Linked DNA regions of Homo sapiens: region 1 is linked to region 2. Evidence: read pairs that join two places in POLR2A ChIA-PET (ENCODE). Cell type or tissue: PC-9. All regions are shown on one strand. Each heading gives the region's core, and the rest is flanking DNA. Links, peaks and the distances in the headings are about the cores only.

What was found. Peaks named below come from ENCODE experiments on the same cell type or tissue, not always from the same donor. Only the 100,000 strongest peaks of a DNase experiment are listed, where the experiment ranks them.
Region 1: POLR2A ChIA-PET joins it to region 2 with 6 read pairs; 1 of 35 experiments calls an interaction of 5 or more read pairs at or near these places.

Annotation. Positions count from the first base shown.
Region 1 is chr2:31,124,174-31,138,284 of GRCh38, forward strand. It overlaps GALNT14 (polypeptide N-acetylgalactosaminyltransferase 14), which reads right to left. Exons shown (of 15, transcript NM_024572.4): 1 at 13,785-14,111. The coding sequence starts at 13,913. Among named protein-coding and RNA genes, the nearest start is that of GALNT14, 7.2 kb to the right of the region's middle. RefSeq lists an enhancer at 5,738-6,239. In PC-9, for the core only: no CTCF peak of the experiment used is centred there; a DNase peak (open chromatin) is centred at 2,328; H3K4me3 peaks cover 837 bases; H3K27ac peaks cover 2,398 bases.
Region 2 is chr2:30,971,606-30,989,031 of GRCh38, forward strand. The region is part of intron 2 of GALNT14 (polypeptide N-acetylgalactosaminyltransferase 14); the gene reads right to left. Among named protein-coding and RNA genes, the nearest start is that of GALNT14, 160 kb to the right of the region's middle. In PC-9, for the core only: a CTCF peak has its summit at 8,334 (motif pointing left); a DNase peak (open chromatin) is centred at 8,526; H3K27ac peaks cover 539 bases.

The sequences.
Region 1 (14,111 bases), core at 1-4,000, 150 kb after region 2:
GCACTCAAAGGGGGAAACCTCCAAGGAGTTCACCCATCTTTCCTGCTTGCCAACTGCCCCAGTGGCACTCCTGCCAGGGCTCTAGCATCCTACGTCCGGTCTTAGTTCCACCAATTATTCATGGTGGGAGGAAATGCAAAATGGATAGCTGTCTTTTCTCTTTTGAGTCAAAGTGGAAAGTGAGGCTGAGGGGAAGAAGAGAATCTTTACAGGGATACATGGGGATAAACGTTTGACAATTGCATTTAAATTTACCAGGCGTTGTTCTGTAAGGTTGGATTTCCTCCCCTGATCATGTCACCCTTGTTGTGTTGGGCAAGATATTGGACCTTTAGGAACCTCAACTCCCTCACTGGTAAAAATAAAGGTAATCGATACACCCTCCAGAGATAATATTGCAAAGAGAAAATGTTAACAATTAGCATGGTTCAGGCACTGTTTTTTTGTTTTTGTTTGTTTGTTTTTGAAACAGGGTCTCCCTCTATTGCCCAGGATGGAGTGCAGTGGTGCAATCTCGGCTCACTGCAACCTCCCAGGCACTGTTTAAAGAGAAAGGCACCAACCTTAAATAACCAGTATGACTGTACTGGTAGCAGTCGCTGAATCTCAGCCTGCCCACCTTGTGGGGTGGTTGTGAGGAATGAATAACTGATACAGATAAAGCACCCAGCATTTCTCCTAAAAGGCACTCACATTCACCTCTCCCCTGGAAGCCTCTTCTTTCTACGTGGACTCCTGGCCAATAACGGAGGCCACAAACCAGGTCTTCTACTAGCACTGAATGCAGGACACTTGACAGTCACTTGCGCCACTTATTCAGAGCATGGCCAGAGCCTCCTGCTGGATGCAACTTCTCTCTCCAGACATCCTGGGGTGCGCCCAGGAGCTCTGGCAGATCATCCTACCCACAGTACCCAGGGCCTGCTTGGGCAGAAAAGCAGCTGGCACCTCACACTCCTGGGGACACACAGTCAACCTACCTGTAGGAAGATGCCCTCTTTGGTAGGGAGGAGTGGGTGATACAGGCACCTGAGGCGCCCAAGGGCTCATCCCAGCCACCTTGAAAAACAAGGACCAAACCTGAAAATGCCACAAGAAAGAAGAGCAACATGGTCATTTCTTTGGCAATTAATAGCAGCATTGATTTCACAGAGATCTTACCCCTCACAAAGACTCTGTGCCCATAGGAAAGATCTGGATCCAGCCTTGAAAGAGCCCTTATTTCTTCCCTGAGAAAACAGACTACACTTCACCAAGGACCTTACACGTGGCGCTCAATGCATATCAGCTTTCTCACCCCCCATTCTTCAGGAGAATGGAAGGAAAAAAGAACACTTTAATTGTGGCTCAATGTTTATTGACCCACAAATATGCTCAGTATGACTGGGGAAAATGGGAAGTCTTGGCACAGAAAGAAAAGAAATGCACATTATAAAAAGGACTAAGTGTAAAACGTAGAAAATATCATAAGTGCAGCTTATTTATGGTTAATAGCAGGTATTTGTTTTTGCAGCTAATAATCTAATTAGCAGTCAATCCAATACATCCTTTATTATCAGCTGATCCATAATTACTGCTCCATGCTGAGTATTTTCCTGGCACATGATAGCTTTCAACTCCTCAGCACAAACAACCAAATAATGTGGTGTTATGCTAAATACAGGACGATTCCTCTCTGAGGGGTGATGCTGCAGTTTTTAGCCATTCATGATGGCCTTTGTATTTTCAGCATCTGTTGGTTAATTCCTCAGTGTCCTCTCTTTAATCAGTCTTCAGGTATTCCTAAAGCACCTTAACACTCTCAAAAATGTGATACTTTGGAGACTTCCTTTTTTAAAGTTTAACCCTAGGACCAGACACATTCCCAGTCATCTGTGGCAGGACAGCATTCATAAGGGGATGTCAGATAGCGGTGAAAGCACAAAATATTTCTCTGAAAATATTGTAAAGTTTTCTCTTTAAACATTGTTTTAAAATGACTCATCCTGAAAGAGATAGCTTCTGATGTAAGACTATTTCATCCAACAATTTCTGATCTAAACTGTTCACTCTGGGAAGCACAGTGAACCCAGGTTCTAAAGGCAAGTTGCAAAGGGAAAAATACATTCAAGTCCTCCCTTTCACAGACTCAACGTGGCTGTGAGGGGAGGGAAGGAAGCTTGGGGTGAGCATATGGAAGTTGAAAGAGGGTGGGTGCTCTGGAGGCAGACAGACCTGGTTTGGAATCTAGATCCCTGGCTTACTTATAAACAGCATGATCTTGGATATGTCACCAAGCTTCCTTAAGCCTTGGTGTTCGTCACATGAAAAACCAACCTAAGAATGCCGGCCGTGCAGTGTTGTTAAAAAGAATAGATGACTAACTCAGAAAGCACCCAACACTTACTACAGGCTCAGATTGTTAGTTCTCTGCCTGTTCTTCTGGATGCAGAAACAAGAAGCGAGTGTTCTACAAGCCAGTAGCTCACTCACATCACATAATTCTATTCTCTGCAATCACACTTTCACCTCTTACCTATAACTCTAGGTAGACTTCATCCCAGATGTACCATGGGGCTACTATACCAGCCAAAGTCCTACTCGCAGTTCCCATTGTCCTGCATGCCCCTCCACTCTACGACCCATCATCTTCCTATGATCCAGCACATACTTTGGTTAGCTGGTGCTTGTGCCATAGCAGTTGCTAAATGTCTCTCTGTCTATAAAAGGGAGTAAGACGTGGGTAACTTTCAAACCAAGACCTTTTCCAAAGACTTATTTGGGAAACAGAAACCAGTGGCTATATAAAGAATGGAAACTGCTAGGCTCTGACCCTAAATGAGGTGCTAAAACTTGGAGTCAGGAGCCACACACTCAGTTCAGATCTTTCTTTTTCAACTTTTTATTGAAGTAGAATGCACAAAGAGAAAAGAACATGTACTCAAGGAATTTCACAAGGTGAACGCACCTGTGTAACCAGCCCCCCAATCAAGAAACTGAACAGTGCCAGTGCCCCAAAATGTCCTGTCCCCATCCAGTCAGTTACCCCAACCCAGGTAACCATGAACTGACTTACAATGCCAGAGATGAATTTCGCCTGTTCTTGTACTTTATATAAATGCAATCACACAGCCTGCGGGTCAAATCTGGCCTGCCACCTGTCCTAGTACATCCTACAAACTAAGAAAGGATTTTATATTTATAAATCTTTCAAAATAATACCAAAAGAAGAATACTTCATGCGATGTGAAAAATATATGAAATTCAAATATCTGCTTCCATAAATAAAGTTTTATTGGAACACAGTGACACTAATTCATTTACATATTGTATTTCAAACTACAACTGCAGAGTTGAATAGTCACATCAGAGACCATATAACCTAAAAACAAAACAAAACAAAAATACTTACTGGCCCTTGACAGAAAAAGTTTGCCTGCTCTAATTCAAGTGCATGACATTCCCTAAAATACATAGCATTTCTGTTGGGTTTATATGTAGGAGTTGAATTGCAGGGTCATAGATGTACACATATGTTTAGCTTTAGTAGACACTGCCAAGAAGTTTACCAAAATATACACTCAATTTTAGGAGAAAAGCTAAAATCTGGAGCAGAAATCATAATTTCAGTTTTAAGACAGGCAGGGAGAATTATAGAGAGTTGATCTGAGCAAACGATTAGAAAACCATCAGGGCTTCCAAGTGGAGAGGGAAAATATCAGGGTCATCTAGGTTTACATTTCTTTTCATTCTTATTCCACACATAGTTTTTAAAAATGCAGTGTCCTTTAACATTGCCATGCTCGGGGGAAAAGGACAAGAGTAAAAAAGTCATGTTTCTGCTTGGGATCTTAGAGCAGAGTACCAACTTTATTGTTTAGGCCATGTCACAAAAACACCACCATGGGCCCAGGAGCTTACTGGAACTGCAGACAAAATATCCAGGAAGACATCAGCAGCCTCCTGATCTTACGCTTTCCTAAGTTTAACCACATATGTGGGCAGAGCCTACATAACTCAAACCCAACCTCCAAATCCTCCACAAAGAGTCTGGTCCCTGTACTGGGTAGAACCAGCAGGCCACCAACGAGACAGAACTGAGGAGTTGTCCATCAGTTTTCAAGGCTAACCAGCAAGACATGGCAGGGTGCCCCCACATTAGAGGCATGGCCAGGACACCCCGGCATTAGAGATGCAGGCAGGGCACCCTCTACATTAAGGTGACGTTGGATATCTTCTAAAGTCACTTCCTGGAGTCATTTCCCCAGGCACTTGCTTGCATTTCAAATAGGATGTGTTAGGTTCTTTCAAATGACATTTTTCCTCTTGGAAGGAAATTGCTTCCTATAGTTTAAGGACCACATTCATCAAGAAAGGGACTCAAACAGTTTGTGTCTTAACTCCACAACCCTGCTGATTTCTAACTTGGAGCAGCCTAGGAATGAACAGCACAGCCTCCTGTCCTGCCAGCAAACCCTGCAGGCCCAGGAGGGAGGTAGTAGCAGGGCAGCGTGGGCTCCTGGCTAGGCCAGAGTCAGAACCTGATGTGGGGTACTTGTGGGGAGGGGGAAGGGCGGAGAGCCTCTCTCCACTTCTTGCACCACCGAGTCTGCCGTTACAGTCCCAGCTCTTTCCACTCCAGAAAGCAGTGGTCCCGTGGACTGGCCCTGACTGGCCCAAGCATGGGTTAAACTTGGCCTTTCCTAGAAGAAAACCCAAAGTCCTCCAGACCCTCTGGTGGCCTTCCAGAGACAAGCTCTGTATTTCCCTTAATCCCTTTTCCAGTTCCCTTCTGTAAGTTAAAAAATAAAATTGAAAAAAAAAAAAAACACACAAAGCAATGCTGGTGTTTCAGCAGAGGGAGGGCATCTTTTCTCAGCAAGTGCACTAGCTTTTTGTCCATATGAAAACAAACATATAACATACACATATATATTTCATCTTCCCTGGCAAAGGAATCTCACCTGAAGTTGAGCGTGGCTCTAACAGAAACAGCATATGCGTGACAGTCAAAAGAGCGAGTTGAAGCCCACTTGCTGATTAGGCTAGCTTGCCCAAGTCCCTACCCTGCTATCACCTCAGATTCATCACAGTTCAGAAAACGAGAATAATAATAACACTCACCTCACAAAGTCGCAGTAAGGATCAAATGAGGCAACTGTGGATATAAATGCTTTGTAAACTGTAAAACATCACACCAAGTGGTGGGGAAAAAAGCTACCTCTTATCTTCTTTTCCTGATTCACCCTTTAATTAGTAAAGTCTTTCAGCTAGCTCCTCTTCTGATAAAGACCACCTGCCCACCATAAGGACATTAGTCAATTCAGCACCCAGCTGGCAGCCATCAATTGGCCATCTATTAATAGCCAATTATCTGGGTGCCTTAATTAATCCACAGACCACGTGGCCTGATCTCCCTGAGATCCTAGGAAACAATAAGCCTGAAATACAGGCACCAGCTAATTTTTCAGTGGCCATCAAGGAATCTGGCATCTATTATGCCTGCATGTTGCAGCTGCGAGAGATGGGCACATAAATATTGATTGGACCAGTCTCTATGGCTGGGAGGTGGGGGGTGGGAGGGACATCAATGATTACTGTTCTCTGAGGAATAAGAGAAGCTACATAAATCTTCAGCCCAGACAACTAAGGAAGAAAATCCTTATTTCCAAACCATAGTGCAAACAGAGAAAAGAGACAGTTAACCTCTTTGGAGAGAGCTCGTCAAGAGAGAGTGGCCCTACTAGTTCTATAGATGTTTCAGGCTCTCTCCTTGCCTAGCATGCATGCAGATCGGGTTGCAAGAGCAGGATCATTAGGAAGAAGACAGCCGGGGTGGTTGTTCTCTTCATCTGGGCATTCAAATCCCAGGGCAGAGACATGTGAGTGTGCCCTGCTCTCCTGCATTTCCTTGAAAGATCTCTGTAGTGCTTACAGTTAAGAAGACAAGTGACATAAGGAGAATTTAATTATTTTTTAAGTGCCTCATCTTGTCTCCAGGAAATGGCACGCAGAAAAGGCTTTGTACTTGAAACCAGCATTGTCCAGGATGCAGGGGATCAGATGGCTCTGTATTCCCAGCGATAAGGGCTCCTGCTGATAGAAAGGCCAGAGTGGCAACCTCCTTCCTTCAGGAAAGAACTAGCTTTGTGTCCAGAGCGGTGCTCTCAGAGGTGGCTGCTCCTGACCTTGGGGCCTGCAGGGAAGTGTTGGGCTTCTACAGAGCAGAGGGCAGAGGGCCAGCCACCACTGGAGCCCTGGTCCCAGGACCCTGGGGCTGTATAGCCAGGCTGGCTTTTCAGGGGACAGAAGAAGAATGTGAAGGGGAGGATGGAGCATGGACAGAACATCAGGAGGAAAGAGGATGCCCTAGGTGGCACACACCTCCCACACCACAGAGATGTCCCCTCCTCTATCCCTCTGTCAGCCTCTAGCTCTCATTAGGCCCTGGGATGGCAGCAGCCACTGCCAAATGCAAAGACTGTCACCTCAGAAGGTCACATCAGGCCATTTATTCTGAAAAACCAAAATACCAGAGCCAGCACATTGCAGGAGCTCCTGCAGAATTCCCCAGGGTACCTCTGTGTGTGTGTGTGTGTGTGTGTGTGTGTGTGTGTGTGTGTGTGTGTGTGCGCGCGCACCTGTGTGTGTGCCTGTGTGTGTATATGTGTGTGTTCATGTTCTTCGGTATCCCAAAGGGGTTCTTTCTTAATCAGCTCAACATCTGAGGACTGAGACTGATTTATTTTTTGGTTAATCTAGCATTTCTGGTAAAATAATTAAAAGTAATAGACACAGAGTATCTGTAGTATAATTATTTATAGCCATAAGGTCTCACTTCACAGTTATTCATAACTAACCTGAAAAGACTCAGACTGCTGGTAAGCAAGTGGGGGTCAGACAGTTCTAGAGTGAGCTGCTCCCATTTCACAGTCAAGGAGACTGAGCCAGGAAGAGAGGAATCTCAGTCACCCCTGGCACTGCCAGTGGCCACACTGGCTGCCATGTCTATCAGGAAACTCGGGGAGTAAAACACACTTGATCTTGACATGATGGGAGCTAGAGAAGGTGGGACTCTCTCTATCTCCTGCCGCTTGTGTGCAGCATGAGTCTCTGAGGACCCTGTGAGGAAAAAGGCTCACACCCAGCCCAGGATAAATACAGGCAAGTGGCAGGGGCCTGCAGCCAGTGGTAGAGGGCACGGGCATGTCCAGACTCACTTCCCCAAACAGATGGTGAGTCTACGATTCTAGGTCTCTGGGGTGGAATATTCAAAAGCCATGGCAGGGTTCACAGACTCCCCCAGGAGAGGAGCTGGGGATCTGGCCCTGCTTTCTAATTCAGATTATTTTCCAAAAAATGCATTGGGGACTTTGGGATGCTATAGAAGAGTGACAAAACTGCAAACATTAGAAATGAAACAAGGGCTCAAGCAATGAAGGTCTTCAAAAACTGGTTCCTGGGTGTCTGACAATGAATAAGACCACTTCAGAAAGCTGGGATGGGGAGGCATGGTGTAGGATGTAGGCACAGGAGGTAAAATCAGATGGCATGAAAACCAAGCTGTGCAGGAATCCTGGGCTTCAGGCGTCAGCCCACGGCAGCCTTATTCCGTCCCTGTTCAGTTTATAAATGACCTCTGATGAGTGGAAATTAGCACTTTTAAATGATACAACCAGATGGGCAGCCCTGAAAAAGGTTAGTCTCTGGACAGACTGGGGAGGCTTGTGACAGGGCCATTAATGGATCTTCCCTTCCTGCTTTGCCCCTCTGTCTTCTCTGATTTGAGTAGGTATCATTCTGTGCCTCTGGGGAAGTTTGAGAGAGGAATTCCTGGTATTTCTTTCCAAAAACTATCAGGTCACTTTGGGAAACAAAGGTTAGGGAGAGATAGAGCTCCCCAGCCTGACTAAAAGAGATTCCATCTGCAGGTCCCTGGGACAGGGCCTCCTGCAGGGACCTGGGGGAGAGAGTGGGCTAGGAGAGTGAAAGGAAGCTGGGACACAGCACATCCGCCACTGACTCAGCGCTGACAACCAGAGGCCTGGACTCCGGGCCTTGGGACAACCCAGAATAGGCCAAAAATGACCCACGGTGAATTTCTCACCATACCCATGGGATAGAGGCTCAGTGGTTTTGTTTTTGTTTTTGTTTTAGAAAAAGCTTCTTGACATCTAAGAAGTGACCACATATGATTTCTTGACTACCTGGGATCCCAACCTGCCATTTGCATATTTCTCAGTCACTCACAAGAGCCTCTGCAGGAGCCAGCTGTGTACCACCACCCAGACACCTGCTCCTGGGAACTGCCTTAGAATGGAAAGAAAGCACAGCACCTTGTACAGGCACCCACACAGCAACTGAAAGGATGAGCATGCATCTCATCATGGGCTACTTCTGGTCATGCCAGAGTCACACTGAAATTGCCTTTGCAAAAATTACAACAATGAGAAAATTGACAGTGAAAGAGAACTGACCTAACAGACTCCATCTTGCTTCTAACTTCCAAGCTGTCTTTGTTCAATCCTGGGTGTAGGCTGCACTAACTTTGGGAAGAACCCTGAAACAAAAATGAAAACAGCCGTTTGCCAAAAGAAACCCCCATCTTGCCTGGGGGCCAGACTGCCTTTGTAGGACTAACGAATTAGCCATAAGATTAAAAATGATGGTTTAGGAGTCATGCAGCTGGAGGCCACAAAATTCTAAACCTCCCCAGTTGCTCCTAGGGATAACATCACTACTGTGAAACCTAAGATTGGTGCTTGAGATATTTTTCAGATCCTACACTGGGTGGATCAGCTAGCGCCACCCAGATCGATAAACTGGCCCATCTGGTCTTGTGGCCCCCACCCAGGAACTGACTCAGAGGAAGAGGACAGCTTTGACTCCCCATGATCTCATCTCCAACCCTACCAATCAATACTTCCCACTCCCTGGCCCCCTACCCGCCAGATTATCCTTAAAAAAAAACCCAGTCTCTGAATTTTCGGGGAGACTGATTTGAGTAATAATAAAACTCCAGTCTTCCATTCAGCCACTCCGCGTGTATTAAACTCTTTATTGCAATTCCCCTGTCTTGATACATTGGCTCTGTCTAGGAAGCGGGCAACAAGAACCCGTTGGACAGTTACAAAATTCCCTGGACAGAGTCCAATATGCACATACCAAGTATGAGTAGATTAATAGGGTCTCTCTCTAAAATTTATGACTTTTTTTAATGAGAGAAATTATCTACTAAATGAGGAATAAAATAACAGTGTCATATACTTAAGGCATTGGTGGGATGCAAATGTTACAGAAAGACAAGCTATTTTCTAATGGTGTTTGTTGTATTTCTAGTACAGCACCAATACACTTACATGGGCCAGAGGCATTTTATTCAAAGCCTTTACATTTCCAATACCTTCCTTGAAAATTACCCTCAGGCCTACAATTCTTTTGCTTTTACTAAGCCCTAAACACCTGGACTATATTTAGTTTCTTAGAAATAAGAGACAAATTTGCTGATATTTTTAAAATTTTAGTCAGTTATTGTATGATTCTCCAAATGGCAAACAAATGATAGGGAGAGAAGAAATTAAAACATTTTTCAGCTACTTTTAAGTGGCATAGTATTTACCATTCAAATACAGTCTGAATTAAAACACTCAATTTGTTACAGGATTTTTCAGTTAGAAATTAGAGCTTTGCTGGATAATTGGGGGGGAGGCAGTAAAAGAATGAAATTAACGTTAAAAAGTCAAATTTAAAGAACTCTTTACTTGAGCTATTAATAGAAAGAATCAGCCCTTCTTGAAACTAAGAAAAAAGTCTAATAAATTTCCTTAAGCCAGGAGTGTAGCATGCCTTCTTCACTTCACTTGCACTGGGGCCCAGCGACCAGAGATTTCATTTCATCCCGCCCTCTTTGGAGATCCTGTCACTAGGTGAGTGGAGACATTTCCTAAGACCACGAGGAAAAGAGAACAAGGGCCTGATGGCCCAGAACCAGAACCTGCCTCTCCGAAGGCAATCTGCTCCACAGAATCTAAGGGTCGGGTAGTTCCCCAGACCAGGAGCCCTTAATACAGCTCTCTCCAATCTCTACACCTTTCCCAACTTCTCTGAATACATTCAAAGGAAGGGAGCCCACTCCTCTTGCTTTGGAAGAAAAGCTGACTCCCTCACCCATGCTGGGAAGATGCCTAGAGGCCTGAGCAGGAAGAAAACCTCTCCAAGGCTTCAGCATGTCCAAGGCAAAGAGCTGTCCCCATGATTACACGCTAGGAAAACCTACAGCACGGAACTCACTCAAAAACCAACTTTTTTCCCTATGATAGATGGAAGTCCCATCCGAATTCCTACTGTTGAAGAAACAATCTCTGCCCTGGCAAATGGCCTCCTAAACCAACGCCTCTGCAACCACCCAACACAGGGACTCTCCTCATCAGGGTGTGCTCCATCCAGTGAGGGGAGCCTCCTGTGCCCCACATGGTGCCTTCCAAGGGCAGGGGTGATGTCCCTCCGCAGTAGCTCCTGCCTTAGCACCTCCCTTACACAAACCCCCTGGGAGCTCTCCAAGGGTGAGGATCTAGGGATGAGCCAAGGGAGCTCTGGGAAGCGGGTGGGGAATTCCTGCTGTCAATTCAGGCAGTCTCTGGGTTTAACGGCATGGAAAAAGCAAGCAGTGGGCAGTTTCAGGAGGGATCCCATTCCATTCTTGTCCTGATGCTGCCACTTGGACAGCTTGGTTAGCTTGGGCCAAATTTTTCACCTCCTTAATGTCATCTGCATAAAAGTACTATCTTGTCTCCCTTGTGCAGTTGTGAGTATTAAATGAACTAATATATGTAAATGGAGTCTGTGAATTTGTAAAGCCCTATAGAAATGCTGGTGGCTGTTATTTAACATGCATGCATAGGCTTACATGGGTTAGGTCCATAAGCACACTCAAGAAGAAAATCATTTGACCATATTTACATGCAGCCAACCAAACCACGATCAACAGACTTGGTATTCTTCATCTAGCTCCCAAATGCCACCCATCAATAGGCTGCTTCAGAATCACATGCAACCCTGGTAAAAACAGTAATTCTAGAACCTTCTCCCAAACTCACAGAGGCATAATCTCTGTAGTAAGCCCAAAAATCTGCATGTTAATGGAGCTCACCAGGTGATTCTGACATGCAGCCAGGTTTCGGTACCACTGTGCTCCTTTGGACATGTCATATAAATTTGGACTTGTCATACAAAGTCACAGGGAATAAAACTGTTCTGGCGTTACCTAAGGAGTCTCTGTCTTTCTTCCTCTCTTCTCAGGTACATACACACTAAGATACAGAGCGACATACATACAAGGGAAAAACAGGAAGAAGAAAAATACTAACAAAAAAAAAAGAAGACACCTAATAGTAAGAGGTGTCAAGATTTTCTAAGTCTATAAAAATTCATGGTTCTAGAAGGATACAGAAAATGAGGAAAAGAAGGAACAAGATGTTAAGACAAAGAGCAACTGGTTCAAAACTAGAAAACCTCCTCTTTTGTGACTGCACAGTACAATGTCCTGACTTCTGCTACTAAACCACTCCCCACCTTAAAGTACCACTCATTTGTTGGTAATTCTGCCTCATCCTGCAACTTATGTGGCCCCCCACCCCCATGCCAAAGGACAGGGACACAGCGTGCTCATCATAGCAGCCCCCAAACCCAGCACAGAGCCTGGCATACAGCTGCCTGTGATAGATGTGTGCTGAGCACACGCCAGGATAAGAAGAGGCAGGAGAGGAGGAGGGACAAAGAGTGCACAAAGAAAGAAACAGGTCTCTTGTCCCAGATCCCTGGTGTAAACTAAGAATAAGCAAGCTTAAGGTAATGAGGGTCGAAGCAAAACAGAGAAAGTTCATGTCCCTGCAGGTATCATTAACTACATCACAGGGAGCAGAACCACCTAGGGAAAAAGAAGAAAAGCTCTCCAGATCTATGGGCAGGGGCTGAGTGAGAAAAGTGATCTGGTGCTATTAAAGGTGGTTTGAAGTCATCAATCTGGCCTCGCCACCTCACTGCCTGACCCTCTCCAAGAGTCCTCACACCCACAAGATTCTACCCCACCCAGCCCCTACACACCTCCCTAAACTTTATCCCTCCAACCTCCACATACTTTGTGCTCAAATTATGCCAAACTCACACAACGTGCTGTGTCATTCCTCTGAGCCTGTTTCATGCAGTTAACCTCTACCTGGAATGCCCTTTCTACCTACTGACAAACCTGTTTATCCTTCTCAGCTCAGCTCTGTTATGTCCTCCTCCTCCAGGGAGACCTCAGGCTCCCATGACACCCAGTGCACTGAACCCTCTTAGCCCTATGCACACCTCACATCCTGGTCCAATGATGAGTGAACTCCTCTCCCCCCAGAGAGTAAATTCTATCTCTCTCTACCCATAGCACCTAACACACTGCCTGAGCACACAATAGGTGCTAAATAAATGCTTGTTGAAATCGACAAAGCATTGGCAAGATTCCAGAACATAAGTGCTAGAAGACTTGGTTAAAAAGGGGAAACCGAGAGGCAACTTGATATACTGGAAACCCTGAGCGTGGAGGCTGGAGTTCAAACCAGTAGAACGACTTAAGGTACGTGACTTAAAGACCCTGAACCTGTTTTCCTGATCTATGAAACAAGCATATTACCACCCAACTCCTACAACTACTTATGAGGAAGGCACCTACTATGCACCTGGCACACAGTAGGCCCTCTGTACTGTACTTAACTGGTGAGACGCCACCTCCCGCCCACATCTTCCTGTTTTTCAGTCTCCCATTTCCGACCATAAGCTCCTCCAAGGCTTTTGCCCAGACCCCTAGACGACTGTTCTGGACCCAGTTTATAAAGACTGCCTGGCTGGCCAGGAAATCCCCCAGAGGCCTCCTTCCGTGTCCCCGGGCCAAATCTGTGAAGAGAAAACGGAAGGCTACCATGTCACGAAAAACTATGATCAAATAAATTATTATGCCTTTTCTCCTATTGATCTGCCTTTTGTCAACTGATTTTCAGTGAACCTTCGGAGAGCCATGGGGAAGTTTTCCCTTTCCCCCTACAGGGCTCTGAATCTGAAGGTAAGAGTGAGCCTATAGGGGGAACCTTCTGGCTCCCTCACAGGAACTGACTGAGCAGGAGTTGGAAAAGCCACTTGGATTCCCATTTCCTCAACTCCCCGCCAATACCAAGGCGTCTGTTTTTACAGGCTCTTTCGTGGTGTTCTGGGCACATTCAACTTCCAATGCAGCTGAGAGGGTCGGGAACAGTTAGAGAACAGGGGTGGCAGCCGCCCGGGAGGCTGCAAGGCGCTCGCCCGCAACGCACAGGCGCGCGCGGCGCACCCGGCCTCCGGCCTCCCCAGGTCGGGCCTGGCAGCTGCGGGAAGGAGGTCAGCGCAGCCGCCACACTTCGCCCGGGCGCTGGCCCGACCCGACCGCCGGCGACTCTCTGGCAGCGCCCGGAGACCGCCAGCCCCTGGGCCGCCCGTCCGCAGAGCCCCCTCCGCCCCGGGACCCTCGCGCGCAGCTCAAGTTGGGAGCCCCGCTCCGCAGGCGAGCGCGCGCCCACCACCCACACCCACTGCCACTCATGCACACCGCGGGTCCGGAGATGCCCCCGAGCGTTTTAAAATCCAGAAACATCACATGGTAGCCACATCCGGCGGCTGTTACCTGCTCGCAGCACCCAGACCCTCGCCCTGGTTTCCCGGGAGCCCGCAAACCCGGCACGCGGGCTGCGCGCCCTCCCGCAAGCCACCGCTCAGCGCCAGCGCGCCGGCAAGCCGCCTACCTTAGGGGTCTGCACTTCAGGTCCCGTCGGCACCTCCAACTTCCTCTTGGTTACCCAGAAGAACAGCAGCACCGTGATCCAGAGCACCCCGAAGACTGGCAGAACCAGCCGACGAGTCAGGCGCCGCATGGTCCCCTTTGCCGCTTCCTCTCCGCGGCGCTACGTCCCGGGGGCACCCCCCGGCGGTCAGGGTTGGCGGGGCAGGAGTCCTGGCGAGCGCCTCGCTCTGGGGAGCTCTAGACCCAGGATCCGGTTGGAGGGGCGGCAGGATCCTGCAAGGCGCCCTTCCCGCTTCGAAGAGAAGCGAGCCTGGGTGGGGGGTGCAGG
Region 2 (17,426 bases), core at 6,132-10,131:
CTGCACTGCCAGGCTCTGGAGCATTCAGTGCCACTTACTGTCCGAAAATGCTTCCAGGAAAGTGCTCTGAGATGCTAACCCCAGGGTCTGGGGAGGAGTGGCCCCTCTTTCCTCTGCACAGTCACTGCCTCCTGCTCACCCCCACAACACCCCCCACCCTGCACCTGAATATGTGACAACTTGGCATGTCAGAAACATGCTCAGTGATGGTTGCTGTCAGTCATGGCAGTCATGTCATGATGCGTGCGATGCCTTTTATTTTACCCCACGAGCTCATTACATCCTGGCAGCAGCCTATAACGGAGAGCGTGATGATGATCACTGTCACCCCCATTTCATCAATGAGCAGTCAGGGCTCCCAGTGCTTCCGTGGCTTGTCTGCCGGGGCCAGGACCCAGGCCCTCGGACACCCAGATACATGATCTTCCTCCTGCGGCATGCTGCCTTCATGGGAGAAAAGACTTGGTCATAAATTAGAAACATTCAGGATTTTATTCTCCAGCATGAAACCAGGAGGGAGTGATGGAGAGGCATACCCACTAACTCTGAAGTGGAGAGGAGAGCGTAATTATTATTACTGAAATGTCAGTGTCAAAGAGAAGCCGCTCTGGCTTCTCTGGAATTGACAATGGCTCCGAATCTTAAAGGTGGGCTCTGGCATCCCAGACGGGAGTCTGAAGACAGTTAGAGAATGGGAAAAGGTCAGGCAACTACACAGCACAATGAAATGGAAATCAAACAGGCCTGGCGTGGCGTGGGACACACTGGGACTGAACCTTCGCTGCTTGGAGCTCCCGGTTTACAGTGATGACGGTATCCACCTCCTGGAAAGCTGTTAAACTACTGCTCATTGAACCTTTCTCAGCAGGCACCACGCAGAGCACCTCACATATTTACTGCTCACAGTAATCCTATGAGGCTGCTACTGGTTTACAGATTCACTAATGAGGAAACTGAGGCACAGAAAGGCTGAGGAACTCACTCCAACTAGCAAAGGGAATTTGAACCAGGCCTGCTGGACTCCAGCGTCCTCGTCACATGTTGTAATACCTCTGAACCAGGACTGTTCCAATTGTGACTCAGGTCTATTCTGTGGCCTTGTACACTGTGTATACTCACATGCCCACTCTTGAATGACCACCCGAAGAGGCGGTTTCTACTGAGCTCTGGAAACCAGCAGGTACAGCGACCTGTCCAGGAGGGAGGGACTGGCTGCTGCTCCTGGGTGGTAACAGGAAGATGGGAAACCGCTGGTGGGCTGCCACGGGTACATCCTAAACAGGGGCTTCCACTGGAGTCTGATCAGGTGGGCGAAGATGTGACCTCAGCAAGGCCCTGGGTGAGGTGATTCATGCACATCTATTACTAAACAAAAAGCTATGTTGACCTAAATAGAAATTAGGATTTCCTTCCAAGTCCTGCACTTCCAGCACACATTGCAGAGGCCAGAGCCACAAAGAGAAAATGAATGGGTCATTTTCATCATGTTCCATTTTCCCTAATTTCCAGGGCCAGAAAGGCAAAGAGAAACACAAACATAAAACATAAAGTGGGAATGGGACCAACTTCCTGGGAGAGAGCTCTCTGTCCCCATGGAGGTGACAATCTATGGATCCCAGGTGCAGGTGGCGTAGGCACATCTTTCCCTCCTCCACATCCCTCCATCACTCCATCACCAGTGCTAGCACAGATGGCTTTGTAGACAATGCCTCATCCCTTCCTTTCCTCACCACCAGCCCCAACTCAGAGCCAATGTGTGTGAGGAAGAAAGAATGAGCGGAGAAAAGCTCTTGGCCAATGACCTTTCCAGAACGTCAGTTATCTCAGCACTCAGGGCAGTGATCTTGCTACTGGCTTTTAGAATCACAGATTTCATTTTTAGATCTGAGAACATCTAACACCTCCACAGCTCAGATCTATGTAAGGAAGCCTGCTCTCAGCTATGAGGAAAAATATAAAATGCCGAATCTGTGGCTGGCCCCTTGGTTCAAACTGAACCCTTTAGAAGAGAAAAATGCAAGCAGTATGAAAAGTATGACAACTATAAAATCAAAAATTCCTTTTAATCTCATTTCATGGGCAACACTGATACACTGTAAGGAATGAAATTTTTGCTTCATGTCAATTTTGCTGGGATTTCACATGCAGATTAATTCGTTCATTCACATAAACATATACTGCTCTTATTCTTGCCTCAATAGCCACCCTCACTTTGGTTACAGAAATCCTGTGTCTCAGAAAAGACCCTTAACATAACAGTGAGATTCGCTATTCCATTATATCACCACCTTTGAAGTGCTGAACATATTATTAATTCCAGTGGTCTAGAAAGGGAATAAGTGGGTCAGAATAGAGAAGTGAACTGCTTAGGAACTTGGTCGGGTGCTCTGGTGGGCAGCTTTCAAAGAGTTCCCAGTGCCTACCTCCTTTAACCTCTAACACTAACCCTGATGAGCATCTTCTCTTGAATGACCCCATGAGATGACCTTGTCATCCACCCTCTGCTTCCCACACCTCAGCCAAGCCTGCTGACCCTCCTGAGTTCCCCAGCTCACTATGCACTATGTGCCAAAACCAAGAGATATTCTCTAATCCTGCCTCTTTCTGCCCCAGACCCAATGTGATTAAATGTAGTCTTGTGCATTTGTCTTCTTTATCTCTCCATCTGGCTGTTTCTCTCCACTTCCATTCTGTCTTTTCTAGATTACTGCAGCAACTTCCTCTCTGGCTGTATCCCTTTTCAATCTACCCTGCATGCTGCAGCTAGAATGATCTTTCCAGAACTGCGTCTTTAACCTCTTTCAATGCTGCTCAACTGCTCACAAAATCAAACTGAGACTCTTAATCATGGCTCACCATCCTTAGTGGCCTGGCACCACTTCTGACTCCTGCCCTCTGCACTCTCAAAGTTCTAGCCACATTCTGCTTCACCTGCTCTTTGTCCCCTCTGGAACTTTGCAAGTGCTGTCTCTCTCCCATATATCTGAAATGCACTCTCCTCGCTTCCAACGCCAGGCTATTTTTTCCTCTTCTAATCTTGGCTTGGAAGTTACTTCCCCTGGGAAGCATTTCAGTCTCCCAAGGCTTTTCCAACGTGCCTCTTTAGGACCCTGTGTTCACCCCATTGCTGTAATTTATTACCAAGCACTGTGAAATTACTTTTCTGTCTCCTCTACCGACTGTTGCTGCAGTGAAGGCAAGGACTTATTTGTAGTTGTAACCTCAATACCCAGGATGATGACTAAACATACTAGACATACGATAAATGTCTGAAGAATGAGTGGAGGGATAAGTGAAGGTGGGAGGCAGGTGAGGCTTACTTGGGGTCAAAGCTGGAGAGGAAAATGTCCTTTGCCAAGCTATGGGTGACACCCTCACAGGGAGCTCCAGAGCAGTAAAAGCTGAGCAAAGGCCAAGGTCAGTGATACAGCAAAGAGAGACCAAAGAAATTGCCCAAACTGAAGAAGAATCTGGAAGCTGAAGTATGGAGCCATGAGTTGGGGAGGGGGCTGGCGATAAGAAGCCTTGGGCTAAGGGTGTCCTGGGGAATATCAGGTGGCATCTGGTGTCCGTGGAGAGGTCTTAAGTTTTGTCTGTTATGCTGGAAATACTCAACTGTGTTTAAAAGGCTGGGATGTTCTTGTTTACCAAAGTTCCAAGAATGATGAAAAATGTCGATGATGAAGCAAGAGGGGAAAGACTGAAGCCTTCGACAGACTGAGGCCCAGACACCCTCTTCTCCTAGACATGCATTATGCAGTAGGGCAGCCATGAGCCACATGCAGTTACTGAGCACTGTAAATGTGTCTGCTCTGAATGGAGATATGCTGTAAATGTAAAATATGCCCAAGATGTCAAGCACTTAGTATGAAACAAAGGTGAACTATTTTACTTATCTTTTTTAAAATTGATCACATGTCAAAATGTTAGTATCTGGATACATTGGAGTAAATCAAATCTATTACTAAAATTAATTTCACTTCTTTTACCTTTTTTAATGTGACTACTGGAAAATTTTAAATAATATGCAGCTCACATCTATTTCTATTGGAAATCATTGTCCTAAGTTGTCCCTGAACTTTAATTGGTATATAATACAAATTAAAATTTCAATGTTACTGCTGGATAATGGTTTCTAGGTCTTGGTTTTCTGGTATGAGTAAAATAAAATAAAAACATTATAGAGACAGTAATTAAGTTCGTGACATTTTACTTTGTGAGAAAGTATGTATTTTTAAAATCCCATCATTTACCATCATCATCATTTCAAAAAGAAAGAGTATTTAAACACCAGAAAAGGCCACAATCTCAGAATAATTAACAACTCTTTAAATTGTAAAATTTAGCTTGAAATTGTAAAATTTAGAAAATCTCCCTCCTGTCTCCTCTCTTCCCCAATTCCATGGATCATACCTGCATTCATTTACCAACTGGCATCTGAAAGAACTGTTCAAGGGTTTGTTCCACTGAATTATGACAAGCCTTTGACTACTCTCAGCAAAAAACATAATTACTGAACACAGAAGGCCAGACATCTCCCACTCTTTGTTCTGGAACCAGCAGATCCATCTCAGCTCTCAGTGCTGCTCAGGATAGCAAGTTGACAGGGTTTTTCAATCTCTGGCCCCAATCTACCTCCTCAGGCAGTTCTGCTGCCTGTACTGACTCGTGCAATCTGGGCTCAGAAGGACCACATGACTTAAAGAACGTAGACTCCTCTGGCTGCATTTAAAGACCTCCTAGAAATGGCCATTACTCCAATGCACCAGGATCCTTCTGTTTTTCTAAACAACTAATCTTGATCTTTTACATTGCCTAGCCCCTTCCAAGTGAGTGGAACACTGAGGTTTGGTGGAAACCCTGGGGGAAGTGGCAGCTTCTGCTCTTCAGGAAGATCAGCAGATCTATGGAGGCTGCAAAGAGGTTTCTCTAGGGACACTGGCAGGACCTGTGTTAGCCGGTACCAAGCACCACCCAGACGGCAGCTGTGTGTGCATGTGCGTGTGCGTGTGTGTATGTGTGTGTGTGTGTGTGTGCAAAAAAGAATCTTCTCAAAAGGCAAATGCAGAGCCTAGCTGGGACAGAAAGTGTGGAGTTGGGCCAAGACTTATTTTTGAAATGTTTCCTAAAAAAGATACCTTGGTGTCTGGGACCAGAGCTCCTTCATGTCTTATTTTAGCCCTGCTCAAATCACATCATACAACAGTAATAATAGATGACACAATTGAATCCTCACTCTGTCTCAGGTATTCTTCCCAGAGCTTTCAGCCTGCACAGTAACTCCCCGAGGTGGGTGCTGCAATTCCTCTTCTCATGGTGGTGGAGAGGGAAAGTCACAATGAGTGAGTGGTGGGGCCTCAACATAAACCCAGATGGTCTGGTTCCCCCCTACCAGTCGGTGCCCTCACGAGCTCCACGAGAATGCCCTTTGAAGATTATCCACACTCACTGCCTCTGAAACCTTTATTCCATATTGGCTTTTCTGTCTTTTTTTTTTTTTTTGAGACAGGGTCTCACTCTGTCACCCAGGCTGGAGTGTAGTGGCACCATCTTGGCTCACTGCAACCTCTGCCTCCGGCGTTCAAGCAATTCTCATGCCTCAGCCTCCAGAGTAGTTGGGACTACAGGCATGCGCCAGTATGCCCAGCCAATTTTTTGTATTTTTAGTAGAGACAGGGTTTCACCATGTTGGCCAGGCTGGTCTCGAACTCCTGACCTCAGGTGATCCGCCCACCAGGTCCTCCCAAAGTGCTGGGGTTACAGGCGTGAGCCACCATACCCAGCCCTTCTCTCTGTCTTTTATCTTGAACGCTGCATGCTGGAAGATTCTGGAAAGATGGAAAATCATGGGTGTGGGTCATCCCTCACTTGCTAAAGCATAGTATCTCCCCTTGATACTCCTAGAGCTATTTCATGATATTTTTCAGACTTTCCACCTAAAGGATCAGAGAAGCATCATTCCCTCCTTTCACCTGAAAGGGGAAAGTTCCTCCAATTGCAACAGCTATAAGGAGCAAAAGTAAGGCCTGCAGCCAAGGAACTCCAGGAATGTGCTAGACTCAGCACCCTGAGCTCAGGAATGGTCTGTTTGAGGGTCAAGGGTCCTATGCCTCTTCCCCAGGGGACTCACATCCGTGCGCCATTCTGGTCTGAAGCAGGGAGGGAAAAAGCAAAGGCTTCCCATACCTTCCTGCACCTTCGTACAGTCAATCCACCCCTGAGCCAATACTGCACTCAAATCTGCCTCTTTTTTATATCACCAAGCCTGATCTACACCCCTGGTTTGCCCTCCTGCAACAGCTTCCTAACTATTCTTCCCGCCTGCAGAAGAGTCACTTCCAACCACTCCTCCCACCCTCTCCACAGCCGTTCTCTCTTCCATCTTCCTAACACACTGCTCTCACTGTAGGACCCTCTCCCGACCTTCAGAGCCACCTGCAGTTAAACCTTCACCAGCATCTCAAGGCCTCCACCCTCGTGTTAGCTCTTCAGCACCCTGCCCCCACATTCCCTTGCAGGAGCCTTCTGGCCCTGCTAAACCAGCCCAGTCACTGCCCTTGACTGTACCTGTGTCACAACCTCCACAAACCTCCCTAGATTCTGTTACCTTCCCTCCTCCAGCTGCCCAAACTGTCACTGTTGTGCAGTTTCGCTGAAATCACTTCCTCCACCACACTCCACATGGCCGCCTGGTATGACTATTCCCCTTTCTAAATCACTGTGCCATCTTCCTAGGTAACTACTGCCTTCTTGCAGGCAGGGGCCACGTTTCTACTTCTTTAAATTCCTGTGGACAAGTTATTCAAGCTACCGGAGTCAATTTCTTCATCTCTAAAACAAGGGTCATAGCAAAGTTGTGAGGCTGAACCGAGAGAACATATATATGGTGCCTCCCACACATCAGGGGGATGGTATGATCAATACGTGTTTGCCAATTGTGGCGCTGGATTTATGCGTGAACGTGGATAATTCTCTGTTGAGCGAGGATGGTTTTAAATTTCCTGTGATTTGATTTTCTCCCTCTGTTCTGAGGATTCACTCGCTCACCGGCACCTGCACTCCCAATCCCTGATATTTTCAGTAGCTTGAGAAGGAATCACGAGGTGCGCTTTGGGCCCCTATTCACTCAGCTGATACTGATGGACAGTGTGAGTGCCAGGCACCGTGCTAGGCTCAGGAGATGCAAAGATAAGTCAGCATTCCTGTGCTAGCTGCTCAGGGGCTTGGAAGGGTGATAGACAGTAAGCTGATGTCTGCAATGCACAGCAAGGGGTGCTGCTCAGGGTAAGCATAGAGGATGGAGGGGCTGCCAAATTGTCTGAGGGGCAAGCGGTCTTCCTGAAGAAGACACCCTCCACCCAGACTCCCAAAACACAAAAGGGCATCCTGAATAGAGAAAGCAGCAATGATGAGGCCTGAATCCTCACAGCACAGTCGGCACAGGCCATGGCCTGATGGGGGCGGCCTTGACTTCAGGGTTGGGGTGGTGACAGGAGCTGTGTGCCCACAGCATGTGAAGAGTTTCAGGTGAGGAGTGATCCTTCTGCATTTAGAAAGCCAGAGTCAATGAGGAGGGCAGCTAGGGCCTGCCGCAGTCACCCAGACGAGAGGGGGCAGCGGCTGAGTTTGGCAGCAAGATATCTCAGGGAGCAAGAGATATCTCAGAGGAGACAACAAAATGGGAGTGGGGGGAGAGCAGGATGATGCCACAGATCAGGGCTTGGGTGAAAGTCTGAAGGGTGGTGGCACCCGGCCTGAGATGAAGCAGACGGGAGCAAAGAGGGTGTTTGCTACCTTGAGAGGCAGGGCAGGAAGGTGTGGGACAAGGAGTACATGATGCCACCTTATGAGGAATCAAGGAGGAGAGACAGGGAGGAGCAGGGAAGCAGAAGAGACTCAACCACCACGCCAGCTCTGGCCAGGCCACGGTTATCATGAGAGTCAGGAGGGGAGAGCAGTTTGGATAATACAATAAAGTTTCCATGGAGATCAGGGATTCCTCTTGTTGCCTCAGGGACAGCAAAGATAAGCTCAAGGACATTTACTGATCTTGCCCCTCACTAGGCCAGTGGGACCCTCACTGCTCAGTGATCCACAGAGTCCCCAGCGGATTCCTGCTTCCATCACATCCCATTGTGCCTGCTTACTTTGCCAGTCACCTGGGGCCTCACGTGGCCCTCAGCACTCCATCCTGTGTCTGCCACCCTCGGCTCAGAGGTCTCCCTCCCACAGCAGCCCCCACCCAGCTGTCATCTCCTCTCCCGCTCTTTTCATCTCTTGTCAAACACATTTTGTAGTTGCTGGCCCCCGGCTCTAAATCACTCCCTCTGCTGGCCTTGGCTTCCATCCCCAGTATCTTTCAAGCACAAATTTCACCAGATGTGGCACTGCAGTCGCCTCCTCGCTCATTTTGCTTTCCAGTTTTTAAAGTAAGTCTGACATTCAGGCAAATGGAATGTTCAGAGCCAGGAGCCAAGGCCGAGGCCCAGAGCTCTCTAAGGACTTCCCTGCTCACATGCCCTGCACCCAGCCCACCTTGTTCTCAGCTCCACTGTGACTCACATGAGCCGCAGCACCCTGACTCAGAGCTGGAGAGCAGGGTGCAGAGCCTGGACCTCTCTACATTCATCCATGTCACCCGTTTCTCCACCCCTGGCCCTGTTACCTGTCTGCCCTGCCTTCCAGACCTGCTTTGGCCCACAGCTGCGGAGCAGCAGGAAAGATGATGAAACCAGAACTGTTGCTGGTCCTGATGCCCCCTCTTGCCTGGGTGACTGCAGCAGGCCCCAGCTGCCCTCCTGATGCCAGTACTAACTTGACTACTCAGGGCCACAGCTAGCAAACAGTCACCAAGTGCTTACTAGAGGTTAAAGATGAGGCTCGGCATTTGACATCAATTATTTCACCTCACCCTGAGGACCATTATTATTCCCATTTTACAGATGAAGAAATGGGGTCTCTGGGAGTTTGAGTAACTCACCCATGGTCCAGCTAGTAAGTGACAGAGATGTTGTATGTCAAAGCTCACAGGGCTAGGAGACCTAGCCCAGCCACTCAGTCAACCAGTTACGTTGCCTGGGTCTCAGCTTCCTTCTCTGTGAAATGGCAATGACCTCTTCACCCAAAGGGCTACTGAGGACATGAGAAAGAGCTGGGAAAGCACTTCGTGAAGTCCTATAGAAATACAAGGCATGGGCCGAGCGCGGTGGCTCACGCCTGTAATCCCAGCACTTTGGGAGGCCAAGGCAGGTGGATCACCTGAGGTCAGGAGTTCAAGACCAGCCTGGCCAACATGGCAAAACCCCGTCTCTACTAAGATTAGCTGGGCTTGGTGACAGGCATCTAAAATCCAAGCTACTCAGGAGGCTGAGGCAGGAGAACCGCTTGAACCTGGGGGCACCGTGGTTCGAGATTAGGCCACTTCACTCCAGCCTGGGCTAAAGAAATACAAGGCATGAAGAGTCTTACTCTAAGGGCTTACTGCATGGTTCATCCTCTCCTGTAGGAATTATCCCAGGACCTTCGTCCCAGCACAGAGCCTCCTTGAAATTTCCTCAAGCCAATCCTACCAGCCCTATTTCTTCCTGGCAGTAGAGGCACATGTGTTATATCATAAGAGCCAGTGGTTCTTTGAAGCACTTGGGGGCAAATGGTAATGGAACTTGACAGTGATCCAGGTTTTAAAGGGAAGACATCTGTGTGTTTCAGCTCCTTATTCTAGACTGAAAAATGTGGGCAGGTCACCAATGTTTGCAGTCAAACTGCCTTCTACGTGATGTGCCAACTCCAGGAGCAAGCATCTCTGCTGCTGCTGTGTTTAATAGGTCCGGGGCTTTCAGATAAGTGAGAAGACATGTCAAATCAGCCTACATGTGCACCTCAGGCTAGGAGAGGTCTGGTGACCTGCACTGCGTGGAGGGCATGAGAGGGTGGAGAAGGCCTGCATGAAGAAATGGACAAGGTGGCAATAAAAAGGGCTCTGATGCTCTGCAGGGCCCTGGAGTCCTGTTAGGAAGGGAAGTCTGCGAGGGGAAAGAGTAATCCAGGGCAGGGGGAGGGGCACCACTGCCGAGCAGGAGGGCTTCATGTTTCTGGAAATAGCGTCCAACTTACTTAGTACCTAAGCCAGTTTCCGCATGCTTTTACCGGCAGAAGTATTTTCAAACCAGCAGACAGAGCTGGAACTGACCTTAATAAGCATCTCTGGCTTACTTCTCTCATGTTACGTGGGAGGAAACAGACACCCAGGGAGCTGAAGGCATTGTTGGGCAGTATCTTAGAAAGGGCATGCACTTTCGCAGGCTCAGGCCAGTTATTTCTTCCCCTTACTTTATCATGCTGCCTCACAATGTTGGACAAAATGGCAAAAAATATCCAGAAGAAAGGCAGGTTACTGAGGGGGGAACTGACAGCCAGGCCCTCTGTGCCTGGTTCTTGGGCAAAAGGCATAGACAGATGCAGAGAGAAGGGGCAAAACGCTTGCTCGGGTATGCAAACGGTCAAGAAACTTAGGAAAATGTGTGCCACTTCATTGCAGCAGGGAGAGGCAAATTTAAACCACAATAAGACACCACCACTCAGCCTCCTGGTAGGCAAAAATGAAACAGACAGACAATAGCAAGTGATTGATAATGAGGACTTGGTGCAACAGGGACTCTGCTGTAAGTACTTCATTAAATATTTGATGATATCTACAGAAGCTTCTAGGGGTACACCCTACAGAAACACATATGCCTGTTCACCAAAAGACAAGTAGAAGCTTAATCATAGCAGCTCTCGTCATAAAAGCCAAGCTGGAAAAACCCCAAATGAGCACTGATAGTCGAGTAGATATAGAAATTGTAATATATTCTTATAAAGGAATACTACACAGCAATGAGAATAAACAAACTGTGTCTTGCAAAATGTGGCTGAGTTTCATGCACAGAACTTTGAGGGAAGCCAGATACACATGAGTACATACTGTGTAATCCCATTTATATAAAGTTCAAAACCAAGCAACATCAATCTACAGCTTTTGAAGACAAGGTAGCCACGGAGAATTCTGATGGGGCACGGGCATAAGGGTGGCTTCTGGCAAACACAGAATATTCTTTAACTTGATGTAGGTACTTGATGCAGGAACATAGGTGTGTTCTCTTTGGAAAAATTCTTCAAGATATACCTGCAGGAGGTGTGTACTTTTCCATATGTATCTTATATTTCAATAAAAGATTTCCTTGAGAAAAGATGAAGAGAGTTTCTGGTGTTGCGGCAGATTTTGGTTGTGCAAGAAGATTTCAAAAGCCACTGAACTGGGACATGGAAAGCTCATGAAATAGACAAAAGCTGCAGCCAAACTCAACAGTATTGTCTTCTCCACCCCTCCTGTGTTCCCCATAACACTGAGGAGAGCACCCCCGGAATGCAGAGTGCAAATCCAGGGAATCTTCTTCACCCCTCTTCCTCTGTCCTTTAAAGACAGATAATTCAGAGGCGAGAGAACTGATACCACACTGCCCTTGGTGTTACTGAAACCCTGAGTTCACGGGCCAGGGCTTATTTTCAAGGCTAGCTTAAGGGACCATGCCTCCTGTGGAAAGTGATCTGTAAGGTGGGGAGGTACTAGGGGCCTGGGGAGGGTAGTAAGGTAGCTCCCACTTGTCCACCTGAGGGATTTATTCACTGGGGGCATTCAAGTTCCATGAGGGCACACTTTCAGTCTGTTTTTTTTGTTGTTGTTGTTGTTTTTACTGATCTATACTTAATAGTCTTAGACTCAATAATTTGTTGAATGAATTATTCCTGGCAAATATTTAATCCAAATCAGTTTTCCATCCTGGGCATTGAAAATGTCTCTACATCTCTTTCCACATCTCTTTCCCCTGCCTCATTCCCCAGGTAATGTGAAATGTAGGAGGCAAACTTAGGGAGGGAGAAGGGAAATCTGTCCCCAGAACAAAGACCACTTGGTACCTTTCGAAGCCACACAAGGTTCTTCTTGGGTTACCTGCCCACAGGCATTTGGCCCAGATGGCAGAACACCAGATGACACTATTTATTGAATTATATGGCTGAAATGTAGTATTTTAGTACCTCTGGGCAAAGCTAAAATATAATAATCAAACCATCTTAATTAGGAAACCCAGAATCCTCATCTATCACCTCTTCTCTTTCCCCAAATCACAAGTCAAACACACACACACACACACACACACACACACGTATGCACACACACACACACTTTCTCTAACTCAGTGAACTTTAGACATAATAAGAAGTTTTATGTTTGTGACAGAATAAAATAAAATATATGGACCCACAATCTGAAAAATTGATTTTGCATTTCAGCCAAGCATGGACTAGCTGTGTGACCCTGGACAAGTCCCCTAACCTCTCTGAGCCCGGGTCCCCTGACCTAGGTGTGGAGTTAATCTGCTAGTCTTGCTGTTCTGCTCAAGTCTGTGCAGCCCACACTGGTGCTCAGTCTGGAAACCCAGCAGTGAGTCTGGGGATGAAGGACAGAGTCCTTTTCCAGGCCCTATCAGCTCCTTCTCCCCTAAGACTAGCTCCTGCTTCTCACTGTTCCTGCCTCACTTCAGAACGAACTCCCCAGTGGAAGATCCAATGTCCCCACCCTGAGGATGAAAATGCTTTCAGGCCAAGTTCTCATATCAGGCTCTAGCTCCCGGGCCAGCAGCCTGTTCAGCCTGCACTTTGTTTGGGACAGTTGTCCAGCCTTGGGGCAGGGGCACCACTCCTGCCTGGTACTCTTTTCTCTGTCACACTTTGGCTTTCTTCCTACTGGCCATGGTGCTGGCCAGGAATGTGTTATTTAGGGCATGTCCCAGTGTTGCTGTGACAATGAGGCAGTGACAGTGTGAACATGGAAGCATTCCAGGGTTTACTGAATAAACTCTAATCTCCTTATCCTGAATTCAAGACTTTGCCACAACATGTCCCCAAGTTATCTTCCAGAGTATTCTCCTCCATTCCTCCCCTCCATCATTCTACACCCTAAGTAAATTGGGCTTACTCCTATAAAACACTGGCTCTTCTATCTCCTGATATTTCCTTATGCTCTTCCCTCAACTTGAAATGCCTACTACCTGGTAAAATCCTACGTGCCCCACTCGCCAGCACACTAACTGCAGCCCACGCCATCTCCTTCAAGAAGCCTCTGCCTCCCAGCCACGTGTAAATTCCTTCTCCTTCACAGGCCAGCCTAATGCTATTTTGTCTTTTTCACAGGACAGCTCCTAACTCCTGTGCTGTGCTGCATGGCTAAGATGGAAATAACTACACCCAAACCAGGGACAGGGCAGGAGCTGGGTGCCTGAACACTGAGGGCAGGAAATTCGTGTATTAATTCCAAGAGCAAGGGTATGGCCTTAGCGCAATCCACATTTGAGCATCAGGAATTGGTCTCATGTCCATTTCTCCCACTAGGCCATGAGCTCCTAGGGCCCACTAGGCCATGAGTGGAGACTAGTTCCTAACACAGGACTTGGCATATGGCAATTGCTCAATAAATGTGTGGAGTAAAGGAATGAGCAAATGAGTGAGTGAATGAATGAATGAATGAATGAAATGTACAATGCAAGGTCAACGTTAGCAGGAATTCACTAGGAAACAAGGTGCAAGAAAATAAATTAGCTAAGGCAGTTTAGATGAATTCTCATCAGTGTTGTTGACTGGTCCCCTTTTGAAGTCTGAGGAGTTACCCCTTCGGGAAATCTCCCTGAAACTCAAAAAAACAGGCACTCAAAGAACACAGGAGGGGCCTGCAGGCTCAGGATTCAAGGAAATCAGGAGATCAAGACTGGGGAGGAATCCTGACCCAGAGGCCCTTGCTAACTCCTGTGCTTTGCTACGTGGCCAAGACAAAAATAACTACACAGAAAACAGACAGGGCAGGAGCCCCTGTGGCCGTTCCTCCCCTCTTACCCTGGCAAGATGGTACTGCAAACTGCCCCGGGCTGTGGACACAGTTCTGCTACAGAGCCACTTCCAGGATGTCCTGCAACTCTTCCTGCTCTTCCCTTCCTCCCCCAGAGGAGGAGATGCTCTGGAGTGAACTCAGAGATCAAACTCAGATGCTCTGGAGTGAAGGCACTTAGGCCCACTATCAACAGGCTCACATCCTGTATTGAAAAGTGGCACATGGGGGACCAGAATGTCACAGACGGGGAGAGCTTGTTTGCAAAAGCTAAGTATCTGTGATGGGCTCCCCCTCCCCTCCCCTCAGCCTTGGTGTGGAATCACTAACGCTGTGCTGAGCTAGTGGAATAGCCTTGACTCTGAGGGAATATGAACATTTTTTATGCTTTGCCATTCCAGCTGTAAAGATTTTTATCCTATTACTGCTAAGTGACGAGTACAAGGAGAGAAATGATGATGATCTTTGGCAGCCATTCCAACCGAGTAAATAGAAGGAGGGAGAAATGCTACGAGAGGCTGGGCCACTGCCCCTTCATTTCCCAGGAGGAAAAGGAGCCAAGGAAAAATGTCTTCCTGGTGGGATGTATCAAAGTGTAGAATTTTCCCTACAGGCAAGTGATGGGCGCCCCACTGTCTGAGCCATTTAGCACCGCACTGGACAAAGGCTGGGAGAATATGTGGAAGAAAACACACAGACCCAGCCAGGCCAGGCAGAGGTGACCCAATGAGGCTTCCCCGGCTAGAGTTTCCAGCCCATGGCTCACGAGCTCAGTCCACCCTGAATCTGCTCCCTGAAATCAAAGCAACCCCATAATAGGCGCTGCTAGCAAGAACATACATATGCTTTATCAAAATATTCCCTCCCTCCTGGAGGGGTGTGTCTCTATTTGTGGCTGCTTGTCTGCCAGATGTTTTATGTACCACTTGGATAATGGCAAATCCAGCTGTTGTCACCAGAATGGGGTGATGGGATGGAAGTGGGATGACTCGAAAATGAGGACTACTTGTTGAACCGGTCAATGCTTTATGTATTGAAATGTAATTGTGGCTAATAGTTCTCTATTGTATTAAAATGTAATTGTGGTTTTTTCCACTAAAGGTAATGGCAAAAAACGCAATTACTTTTGCACCAACCTAACATATGAACAGCAGAACTCCTCTGGACAATCATCTCAGACTCACCCCAGCTGGAAGTTGTCTCTTCCTTACAGTGAATTCGTTATTTAAAACACATCACCTACCTCCCACCCCCAGTACATGTAGCCCCATTTTATTCATCTTTGTGATCTCACAGGACTTAAGCAGTGACCTGGAAATGAAGTCTCTCCTCTGTGTGAGCAGAATTGTTGACCTCATGAGGGGAAGTTGGAGCTAGGATGTCCCCAGGCAAGCTCCATGTTTTGTTCGATTGAGGTGAGTGGGGGCCAGTGTATGAGTATATATCTGGAATGAAGAGACCATAAATGGAAGAATGCATTCATCTATAATTGTGTGGAGACTTGAGGAATGATGAAGCTTCGAGGTTAGCCAGTCTAACACCTTTATTTCACAGCTGACAAACGAGGCTGAGAAGAGCAGGGATGTGCTGAAAGCCACTCAGGGGTACCTTGTTCTTGCCTTGTCACCTAGCCTGAGACTAGGGATGAAAGGACAAGGTTGCAGCAGAGACATGCATGTCTACAGGCTGACGACAGAGGTTTCCATCTCAACAGTGAAGATCACATCAAATGCATGTAAGGGGTGAGGTGGGCATGGGAAGGTTGCTAAGCCCAAGCATGAATGAGTAGGGCATGCCTGCGAAGCTGTAGAACTTACCTTTTGAGCCATACTGGATGTAGCATCACTCAGTGCCCACTGCCAAGGACCCTGGAAATCCTAAGAAAGGCTCAAAGCCTGCCCCTGTCTTAGCTTCTTCTACTCCTGCCCTCTGCCATCTCACACTCCACATAGACTGGACTGTCTCTCGTAAAATACCGTGGACTTCACAGGCGAAGAACCAAAAGAAAAATGGCTACTCGCTTCCATTCCAGATACGGAAATTAAGCCCCCAGGCCTCTCTGGGCTTCTTTTATCACATGGTGCCCTGCATGGCTTGCTTGTAAGGGGTCCACACCGCCGGTGCATCTGGGGATTCAATCAGCACAGCTGCCTGCTGGGTGAAACTTCTACAGCCTTCCTCCTCCCTCCCCCTCCTCCCCCTCCTCCCCCTCCTCCCCCACCTGCTGCCTCCCACATCATGCGGCATCTTCAGATTCCTGAGCTGCTCACCCCAACACCCGCCCTCCTGGCAGCACTTGCTCTAATGCTCAGCTAATAGTTCTCTGTTTCAGGCACTGTCCAAACGCATCCTATAAATCAGAATCCAATTACTGTGGTAAGAAAATTGGAAGCAAATTTAATAAGCTCAGACCCCTCCCACATGCGGTTTCTTCACCCTTCTTTTTTCAGTAACGAGAACTCTTTAAGGGAAAAGCATTTTTCCTTTAACTCAGAGTCTATTCTCCTGATTCCTTCTACAAGGCCCCTGAGGATCGAAGGGTGAGGAGAAGGGGCTTCCTTTAGCTCCTCTTTTCCTTGCTACACGTAAAGCAGGTGGGAGAGGGTGGTCAATTGCTTTTCCAGGGTTACCCTCCCTTTCATTTGTTCAACATTTATTGAATTCCTATCACACACAAGGAAAGCACTGTAGGAGATGCTCAACATGTTACTCACCCCAGAGGGCAACTGATATCAGTAGGACCTTAGCTGCAAGGCATGATGGGAACACAAAGGAGGCCCACCAGGGGCAAAGACTGTATCAATATGATTGGGTGTCCTCAAGGAACCAGAAGTCCAGAGTGGGCCAATGGCGATGGGGCCAGGAGTGACCCCACAGTAGGAGCTTCTCGGTAGAGGTGATGCCAATTGCTAGGAGGATGGCAGGACATGGAGCCTGTGAATGAAGAACTGGGAAAGGAGGGAGGAGCAAGAAGGAACCAGAGAGGCCAAAGTCTCCGCAGAGCCCGAGACAGAAGTCATGTCAGTGGAGAAATGGAGAGGGCTGTAGTGTGTGGGGGAGGTGGTGGCCTTATTGCAGGGCCTCTACTCTCGACTCAGACCCTCAGCCTTTTGGCTGCACCAGTCCTACCTATGAACTTCACCTGGGCCACAAAAATAAGCCACAGGTACAGGCTGATGCTCTGTGGTTTCTAAACTTGAGCCGGCATCAGAATCACCTGTAGCTCTTGCCGAGACACAATCAGTTCAGATCGCTAAACTCCACCCCCAGAGTTTCTGATCCAGTAGTTCTGGGTGAAACCTAAGAGTTTGTGTTTCTAACAAGTTCCCAAGTGAAGCTGATGCTGGTGGCCTGCTGGTTTGGGGAACCAGAATTTGAGAATAGTTGTTCTAAGTCCCTGCTATTCAAAGTGTGATCCGTGGACTAGCGGCGTTGGTATGACCTGGGAGCTTGTTAGAAATGTGGACTCACGGGCCCCATCTCAGACGTACTAAATCAGATTTTAACA